Linked DNA regions of Homo sapiens: region 1 is linked to region 2. Evidence: chromatin loops called from intact Hi-C (ENCODE). Cell type or tissue: Caco-2. All regions are shown on one strand. Region 1 overlaps GRIA3 (glutamate ionotropic receptor AMPA type subunit 3). Region 2 holds the start of THOC2 (THO complex subunit 2).

The links. Peaks named below come from ENCODE experiments on the same cell type or tissue, not always from the same donor. Only the 100,000 strongest peaks of a DNase experiment are listed, where the experiment ranks them.
Region 1: a loop joins it to region 2, with 8 times the contacts of the local background. A loop is called at or near these places in 2 of 110 quality-filtered maps.

The regions. Positions count from the first base shown.
Region 1 is chrX:123,448,222-123,453,221 of GRCh38, forward strand. All of the region lies in intron 12 of GRIA3 (glutamate ionotropic receptor AMPA type subunit 3), which reads left to right. Among named protein-coding and RNA genes, the nearest start is that of GRIA3, 270 kb to the left of the region's middle. In Caco-2, a CTCF peak has its summit at 2,175 (motif pointing right); no DNase peak of the experiment used is centred here.
Region 2 is chrX:123,730,348-123,735,347 of GRCh38, forward strand. It overlaps THOC2 (THO complex subunit 2), which reads right to left and starts at 2,705. Exons shown (of 39, transcript NM_001081550.2): 1 at 2,605-2,705. The coding sequence starts at 2,675. RefSeq lists an enhancer at 2,641-2,720. In Caco-2, no CTCF peak of the experiment used is centred here; DNase peaks (open chromatin) are centred at 2,124 and 2,744; H3K4me3 peaks cover 2,030 bases.

The DNA.
Region 1 (5,000 bases), 280 kb before region 2:
AAACAGTTTCTGCACGTGCCTAAGGAATTCTTGCCCATACAAATAACACAGCTTACCTTTCTCTAGAGAGGCTTCCATGAGCACAGGCTGGGGGAGCTATTCCAGAGCTACATACTAGCTCTGAATAGAGCAGAAGTTAATTCCCCAACCTACCCCCCTGTCTCTCAACCCAGATGATAGCCAGCCCTCCAAATGGTGCAGGCAGGATGTCCATTTGATGTAGTCATCACCTCCATAATCAGAGTAAACTAGAAAAATATTATAAAATAGGGAAAGTGGTTCTTGGTGCTGTTTTCTGCCTTTTAGTTCCTCTCTGCTTTTCCTTAAGCTGTAGACCTATACTGTCCAATATGGTACCCACTAGCCACGTGTAACTATTTAAATTGAAAATAACTAAAATTAAAAGTAAATTTAAAATTCAGTATTTCGGTAGCACTAGCCACATTTCAAGTGCTCAATAGACATGTGTGGCTAGAAGCTACCATATTGGAGAGCAGAGATATAGAACATTTCAGAAAGTTCTATGAGATGTTGCTTCCAACTATTAGTTCTTTTAGCTTCTTGAGCATAAGGAACATGTTTTCCACATCTCCATTCCTTACAGCAGGTACCACAATTCCTGATACAACTATGGAATTGGGGAGAAACTAAGTGCTTACTATGTTGTCGTGAGCTATGTCAAATTCATTATAAGCAATCTCTCATTTCATTACCTCAAGAACACTATAAGGTGGGTCCTATTACCATCCCCATTTTTCAGAGGAGGAAACTGAGTCTCAGTGAGGTTGAATTATTTGCCCAAAGTCACACAGTTAATAAGTACCTAAACCAGGTCTTTATAACTTCAGGATCTATACTCTTAACAACTGCTGTGTACACCAAAAGAAAACTGCACATAACTACAAATTTCAACATGGGACAGACAGGCCCCTTCCAGAGCATTGGTGACTAGGTGGCTTCTCCACAGCACTCATGCTGGCCAAGGCAGAATAAAGACAATTTGAGATCAGGGCCTGAGCATGAAGATTGGGGACTTAAATAAGTGTGCTGATTTGTGTTTGCATATGGCTATCAGATTAAGTGGCTATCTGACTACTTCTCTAATGAAATAGCAGCAAATTAGTAGTTTTATCTGCCATTTTGCATATGGAGACCATTGCCTTGACCCCAATGGTAAAGATTAGTGGAACCTAATCATTTCATGAAGTCAACCTCACTTGCTGCACTTATCAGAAGCTTCTGTAACTTGAGCTTCCATGGCGTGCAGTTTATGCCAGGACACGCAAATGCCAGAAAATCAATTTTCCTGCAGCTTTCACAGTCAGTGTGTTTGCCAGACAAAACTGCAGCCAGCCACCTTTTTTAAATCAGCATAGCACCTTTAGAAATAATACTTACCAGAACGCTCCTAACACAGCAAGGAGGAAAAGACTTAAATCTAAACCCAACTGTTCAAAATCGAGAGCCACAGGAGAAGGTGAAATATGAATATATTGAAAGTGAACATTTTAGTGGCCCCATTTGGCACTGTAAAGTATTCTCTGCCAAGCATCTGTTGAGTTAACTTTAATTCTAATCTGTGCCACAGTAGGACTGAAAACACTTAATATGATACCATACTTCCTGTCACCCACATGTGCCCAGGCCCTCACGTGCCCCTGACATATCGGGGTGGCACTCCACATTGCCTGCCTGCCCCAAGACCTATCTTGATTCTTCTTCCTCTGGTATTCTTCTGGCACACATTCTCAAATAAACCAAACCACACAAAGGCAGTGGATGTGGGGTCATGTTACCTTCCCATTTGCCATGAGTGCATAATCTACTTTATTGAAGACTTACTACTTGCCAAGAACTGTTATGGGTGCTTTACATGAATTATCTCATTTAGTAGTCTATCTCCATTTCAGAGATAATTATTAGAGTCTTAGAGAAATTTAAGTAACTTGACCAAGTCAAACAGAAGGCATGATCTCTAATGGTAGCATTTAGGGCCTGTGACAAGCTAGTGAGTTATCATATTGGTGCCTTTTACCTCGGAGCATCTTGCACAGGTTTCAAAGCTGAACCAAGAAAGAAGATCAAGGTTATATAAAATCATGTCAAAACAACAGGTCAAAGAAGTAAACTTCACTCAATTCACTAGTTTTGGTCAATGTAGCTACTAACGATCTTTCCACTGGGAGGCAGTGCAGAGTAGTAGAAAAAAACAACACAGGTTTTTGAAAGCCAGCACACCTGGATTTGAATACTAATTCTGTCCCCCTGCATCTATGCAAACTTGGAATTATAACTTTACCTCTCTAAACTCTGGAAGAGAGAAGAAGGAGAATATAGACTTTGGTGTCAAATGAGCTGGGTTTAAATCTCAGCTACGCATTTATTCATTCAGTTAATATTTATTAAGTACATGCTATATGACAGCCATTGTTGTAAGGGCTCAAAACCAAAGTCCTTGTAATCACTGTAGTGGGTGAGACAAAATTAAACAAATTCTGTAAATAACATATATGTTTCTGTTGGTGTTAAGTGCAATGAAGACAAAAAGCTGGTGAAGAGACAAAATGTTGGTGTGGAGGTGCTATTTCATCTTGGCTGATTGTGGAAGGCCTTTCTGACATTTGATCAGACACCCTGAATGAAAGGAAGGAGCAGGCCATGAAAGTATGAGGTGGAGTTGCGTGGAGAGAAAAGCATTCCAGATGGAATAGCGTTAGCAAAGGCCCTGACATGGGAATACACTTGGTAGGTTTGAGGAAGAAGGTCCATGTGCTAGAGTGAAGTAAGTGAGGGAAAGAGTGGTAAGAGATGAGAGCAGTGAAGAAGACAAACCGTGGTAAAAATTCTGGATTATATTCTGTTTGACAGAAAGTCACTTAGCCGACTTTGAGCAGAGGAATGACATGATCTAATCTATGTGTAAAAGGATCAATCAGACTGCTATGTCAGGGCAAAAGTTGAGAAGCAGGGAGACAGACCACTTAAGAAGTGATTGTAGGCCGGGCATGGTGGCTTATGCCAATAATTCCAGCACTTTGGGAGGCCAAGGCATGAGGAACACTTGAGCCCAGAAGTTCAAGACCAGCCTCAGCAAAATAGTGAGATCTCCATCTCTACAAAGAAATTTTTAAAAAATTAGCTGGATGAGGTGGCACATGCTTGTAGTACCAGTTACTCAAGAGGCTGAGGTGGGAGGATCCCTGAGCCTAGGAATTCGAAGCTGCAGTAAGCTAGGATCACACAAGTGCACGCCAGCCTGGACAACAGAGAGAGACTCTGTCTCTAAAAAAAAAAAAAAAAAAAAAAAAAAAAAAAAAAATTAATTCAATTTAAAAAAGAAGCAATTGCAATATTTCAGGTGAACAATGATTAGCTTGAATTAGGAGGAGGGTAGGGAGAAGTGGTTGCATTTTGAATATAGATTGAGCTGACAAGGTGTGGAATGTGAGGCCAAAGAGAGGAGTCAAGGATGACTAAAAGGATTTTGACCTGAGCAACTGGACAAATTGGAAGGTGCTGCCATTTTCTCTGATGGAGAACCCTAGAGGAGTAGCAAGCAGGGGTGGGGGAGAATCAAGAGATCCATTTTGGCCATGCTAAGTTGGAGATACCTATGAGATATCTAAGTGGAGATATCAGTTAGGTAGATGGATAAATGAATCTAAACTTTAGTGAGGTCAGAGCTAAAAATTTAACCAGCTGTATCACCTTGGAGAAGTAAAATAACTTCTATAAGTATTAGTTAACTTCTCAGTAAAATGGAGATAATATTGGTTTCACAAGGTTGTTTTAAGAATTAGCAATCATGTATATAATGCACGAAGCACCATTCCTGTTGCATGTAAGTGCTTAATAAATGGTAGCCCTCTCATTGTCAGTATTTATGCACTAATTGGTAGCTAGTTGTTGCAGCTGTAGGACCATTGTTGATTATTCTAAACACATCGTTGAATATTAGAATCACTTAGGAAGCATTATTTACAATGTTGGCCCCGCCTCAGGCCAATTAAACCAGAATCACAGAAGCAGTCATCAGTAGCTTCCCAGGTACATAGTATTTCCTGCTGACAAGCTGGCTTTAACAGAACTTCTCTTCAGATTAGTTCCAGCTCACCTTTTAGGAAACTAACACTCCCCCCCCAAAAAAAAAAAACTCTAAATGGAAAATTTGGGCTCTTTTGGATAACCCCAAGCAAATTGCTTCTTCTTTTCTTCATTGCTTTTTTCTCCCCTTAGTAAGAAAATAATTCTCCAGGGACCTGGAAGTAACAGCCACAGTGGAAACAAAACATTGCAATTTCAGGATAGATTTTTCTTCTTAATAGAAGAACATTTTCCCGCTCATTTCCTAGGACCTGTATTGTCAGGTTTGGCCTCCACACTACAATTAATTGATTCAAGAATAACAATAGTATTGAACTTCTCTTTTGAATATCTTAGTAATAGAAAATAAAAATACATTTAATCCAATTGGTCAATGGTAATTGGCTTTGGATTGCTGGAGATGCCGTTTCATTGAAAAATAGAACTCTAGAAGGCTGAGGGAAGTGACCTTGGAGTGTTCAATAGTGATAGCAGTCCTAGAAGCAATCCTTGATTGAGAGTCAGGGAATTTGAGGCTTTGCTCTAGTTAGTAGTGAAAGGGTGTGGCAGACACACTTTCTTTGTGACCCATTCTCTGTCTTGAAAATAGGTTCTGCAACTTTTACACTGTTGGTGGGACTGTAACTAGTTCAACCATTGTGGAAGAAGTCAGTGTGGCGATTCCTCAAGGATCTAGAACTAGAAATACCATTTGAGCCAGCCATCCCATTACTGGGTATATACCCAAAGGATTATAAATCATGCTGCTATAAAGACACATGCACATGTATGTTTATTGCGACACTATTCACAATAGCAAAGACTTGGAACCAACCCAAATGTCCATCAATGATAGACTGGATTAAGAAAATGTGGCACATATACACCATGGAATACTACGCAGCCATAAAAAAGGA
Region 2 (5,000 bases):
TTGTACTTTTAGTAGAGATGGGGTTTCTCCATGTTGGTCAGGCTTGTCTGGAACTCCTGACCTCAGGTGATCCACCCGCCTCGGCCTCCCAATTTGCTGGGATTACAGGCGTGAGCCACCACGCTCGGCTTCTAATAACAGTTTTTAAGCAGCTCTTCAAACATAAGAACTATGACAGATAGCATGTATTATGTAAATATACATAATGTGAACCTAAAATTCCATTTTATCTAAGTATTTCGATCTCCTACATCACTTTTTCTCAAACCATTACCAGTCAGAAGCCAAGCAGAATTTCACCTTATAGCCCTAATACCACTCATGCTAAGGTGGCAGCAATAATAGTAAAACTGTTGGGAGGCCGAGGTGGGCGGATCACCAGGTCAGGAGATGGAGACCATCCTGGATAACACGGTGAAACTCCGTGTCTAGTAAAAATACAAAAAATTAGCCGGGCGTGGTAGCACGCGCCTGTAGTCCCAGCTACTCAGGAGGCTGAGACAGGAGAATCGCTTGAACGTGGGAGGCGGAGGTTACGGTGAGCCGAGATCGCGCCACTGCACTCCAGCCTGGGCGACAGAGCGAGACTCCGTCTCAAGGGGGAAAAAAAAAAGTAAAACTGTCAAAAAACAGTAGCTGAAAGGAGGAAGCTGAGCAATCTACAAACATAACAGCCCCTAAATAAATGAGCTGGCTTTGAAAGTAAACAAAACAATGAACTGCTTTTATCAGTTTTGGGGGATTACCCTAATATCGATGAAGATGATGGTCTGGCTGGGTAACTTCCCATCTTGCCTTCCCCAAACTTGATGGCTATTTGTCAACTAGCTATCAAACTTGACAGCTATTTGTTAACTAGCACATACGAGGATTTGTAAAATGTTCATTATAGTTAAAAACGAAGATTTATCAAATAGCCTTCTCTGACAATTAATAAACCAATAAGCATTCTAAGCATAGGCTGGGGGGGCGGGGCATGTGTTAAACCAAAAGAAATATGAGACATAGTCCCTATATTTCAAAGGCCTCCCAATTCATTACAGTGCAAGAATAAACACACATGAATAAGTCAGAGACCAATTAATTGCTAACCTGAGTGGTACAGACTTTAAGTGCATGAGCTGTCCTGAGAAGTTTAAATATCTAAAGGTTGGAATAATATTACTTTTAATAGCTATCACTTGAGCACTTACTATAAGCCAAGTGCTTTACAGGCATTATTTAGTCTTCACAACAATCCTTTGAGTAGAGTACTTATTATTCCCAATTTACTCAAGGGGAAACAGTCCAAGTGGTTAAGGAACTTACCCAAGGTCACTCAGCTACTTAAGTGGCTAAGACAGCCGCTTATTTAGGGAATTCTAGAGCTCACACTGTTAAGACTTCATACAGCAGTGCGGGGGGTGCGGGGGAGGAAGCCACATAGGCTGGCACTATTACAAGCGCGGGATCCGGCAACGCGTTCCTCGTGTTTCGTTCCAAGTAACGAAGTTACAAAGATTTGAATCTTTAGCATGAGCCACGGTAAACTGGCTACTAGAAATGGAGAGGGGTGGGCAAGGACGACAAAAATGGCTAACGAGGGTTAATTTCATCCAGGGTTGAGCTTTAGCATCTAAAAGCGACCCAGAGAAGGAAATGAGATGTTATTAATATTTGTTCTTATATCTGAGGTTTGCTTTGCTGCTTAAACGACTCCTTCCAGGGGAAGGGGAGGAGGGAGCGCTCTAACGTGGGGGCGAGAAGACTAGGGGTATGGCAAATTACTGTTTTCGGTGTTACGGGGGAAAGTTTCACGACTAAAGGAAACGCGTTATCCTAGGTACTGGAGAAGCTTGGAGAGCTGCCAGAATTAGTTGCAGTCCCAGGATAAAATGGGGTTTAGGGAACATTTAATGACGAAAGTTGAATCCAACCCGAAATAGCTCTAAGGTGAAAAGACGGAGCAAAGAAATGTCGGTGGTTCTTCAGGGAAAGCGGCAATCCCTGCCACACTTCCCCACGGCGCTACGCGAGGCCGGGACAGTCGAGAGACCGCTCCCCGGGAGGGCGAGAGGTGCCAAACCGGGTTCTTCGCGGCGCCCCGGGCTTCGCGGCAGCGGGCGAAGAGGAGGGGAGGGGAATCCGGGACGGTTCGCCCTCCTTGGACTTCAGGCAGAGGAGGCGCCAAGCTCCAAACTGCGGAGTCCAACGGGTGCAGAGTGAAGAAATGGCACAGAGAGAGATGGAAAGTCCGAATTGCCCCGGCTCAGCCCCATAAAGATAAAGGAGCCAAGTGAGATCAAGCGAAGAGGGGGACACAAAAAGAGACCAAGAGGGAGCGCGGAGACCTGCAGGGGCGGAATAAGAGTTCTACTAAGAGGCTAAAGGAAGCCGAGCTACCGCAGGCAGTAGCGATTTCTGGGAGGCCAGGGAAGGAAGGAGGTCCGCGGCGGTAAACAGCACCTCTCCCCGAGTTCGAAACTCCTAGACGACCATCCACGCCCGCCGCCCGGGTGGGGGAGGGGGTACATCTTTCCCCCTCAACCTCCCACTACAGGTGAGAGTGCAGCTGACGCCCTGGCCCGGCCCGGCAGTGCGCCTGCCTCCGGCCCGAACACTCACAATTCGCCTCTCCCTGATTTCTCCCAGTTCTTTATCCACTCTGCGGGAACCACCACAGCCGCGGCCGCCATCTTCCTCTCACTAGTAGCAGAAGCCCGGATGTGTAGCACGCGAGCGAAGGGTCAAAGGGGAGCACCGCCCACGAGGAATGCCGGGAGCTGAGAGTTCGTTTTTCGATTTCCCGCCCCACTTTCCTCTCCACCCAGCGGAAACCCGAGGCAAGGCAGCCAACGACGTGGAGACTCGCGGGCCCCTTTGCGAGGTTACTACACGGGTTGCGCCCTCCGAAGTCTTCGGCCTTACTTCCCATTAGAACAGAGAAATGCCATCCACAGGCCAACAAGTAGACTTCATCTTCTTCCGTAATATCTACCCCTAACCACTAATACAAACACGCATTTTTCAAGCACCTAATATGTGCTAGACACTGGGAATAGAGAAATAATAGTCTTTGGGAAAGCCATAAATATAAGCAAATAAATTACATTACGCCCTGCTGACTGCTGAGATAAAAGAAAATAATCGGGTCCCTCTCCTTCTCCCTCTCCCTCTCCCGTCTCCCTCTCCCGTCTCCCTCTCCCCACGGTCTCCCTCTCCCTCTCTTTCCACAGTCTCCCTCTGATGCCGAGCCAAAGCTGGACTGTACTGCCATCTCGGCTCACTGCAACCTCCCTGCCTGATTCTCCTGCCTCAGCCTGCCGAGTGCCTGCGATTGCAGGTGCGCGCCGCCACGCCTGACTGTTTTTCGTATTTTTTTGGTGGAGACGGGGTTTCGCTGTGTTGGCCGGGCTGGTCTCCAGCTCCTAACCGCGAGTGATCCGCCAGCCTCGGCCTCCCGAGGTGCCGGGATTGCAGACGGAGTCTCGTTCACTCAGTGCTCAATGGTGCCCAGGCTGGGGTGCAGTGGCGTGATCTCGGCTCGCTGCAACCTCCACCTCCCAGCCGCCTGCCTTGGCCTCCCAAAGTGCCGAGATTGCAGCCTTTGCCCGGCCGCCACCCCGTCTGGGAAGTGAGGAGCCTCTCTGCCTGGCCGCCCATCGTCTGGGATGTGAGGAGCCCCTCTGCCTGGCTGCCCAGTCTGGAAAGTGAGGAGCGTCTCTGCCCGGCCGCCATCCTGTCTAGGAAGTGAGGAGCGTCTCTGCCCGGCTGCCCATCGTCTGGGATGAAGTGAGGAGCGTCTCTGCCTGGCCGCCCATCGTCTGAGATGTGGGGAGTGCCTCTGCCCCGCCGCCCCGTCTGGGATGTGAGGAGCGCCTCTGCCCGGCCGCGACCCCGTCTGGGAGGTGAAGAGCGTCTCTGCCCGGCCGCCCCGTCTGAGAAGTGAGGAGACCCTCCGCCCGGCAGCCGCCCCGTCTGAGAGGTGAAGAGCGTCTCCGCCCGGCCGGCCGCCCCGTCCGGGAGGGAGGTGGGGGGGTCGGCCCCCCGCCCGGCCGGCCGCCCCGTCCGGGAGGTGACGGGCGCCTCTGCCCGGCCGCCGCTACTGGGAAGTGAGGAGCCCCTCTGCCCGGCCACCACCCGGTCTGGGAGGTGTACCCAACAGCTCATTGAGAACGGGCCATGATGACAATGGCGGTTTTGTGGAATAGAAAAGGGGGAAAGGTGGGGAAAAGATTGAGAAATCGGATGGTTGCTGTGTCTGTGTAGAAAGAGGTAGACATGGGAGACTTTTCATTTTGTTCTGTACTAAGAAAAATTCTTCTGCCTTGGGATCCTGTTGATCTATGACCTTACCCCCAACCCTGCGCTCTCTGAAACATGTGCTGTGTCCACTCAGGGTTAAATGGATTAAGGGCGGTGCAAGATGGGCTTTGTTAAACAGATGCTTGAAGGCGGCAGGCTCGTTAAGAGTCATTACCACTCCCTAGTCTCAAGTACCCAGGGACACAAACACTGCAGAAGGCCGCAGGGTCCTCTGCCTAGGAAAACCAGAGATCTTTGTTCACTTGTTTATCTGCTGACCTTCCCTCCACTATTGTCCTATGACCCTGCCAAATCCCCCTCTGCGAGAAACACCCAAGAATGATCAATAAAAAAAAAAAAAAAAGTCAACAGAAAAAAAAAAAAAAAAAAGGAAGGAAAACTTTCCAGAAGAGAGATGTGTCTAGCACAAGAGAAGAGGAATAGTCCTGAGCCTGGAGGATTATTTTGCAGGAATCTCACAGGGCAGTTCCTAATGCAGGAGAATTAAAATAGGCTTTTCCTGGTGTATTTCTTGCAAACATTTTGGGCCAAGTGGCCTTCCCACACCCTCACATGAGCCTGCTTCCCTCCCACTCCTCTGTCATCAGGGCATTTCTGTTTAGGAACAGCAGGTCTAATATTGACTTAAATAAAGCAGACTTGACAGAAAAAAAAAAAAAAAGAAAGAAAGAAAATGTGGCACATATACACCATGG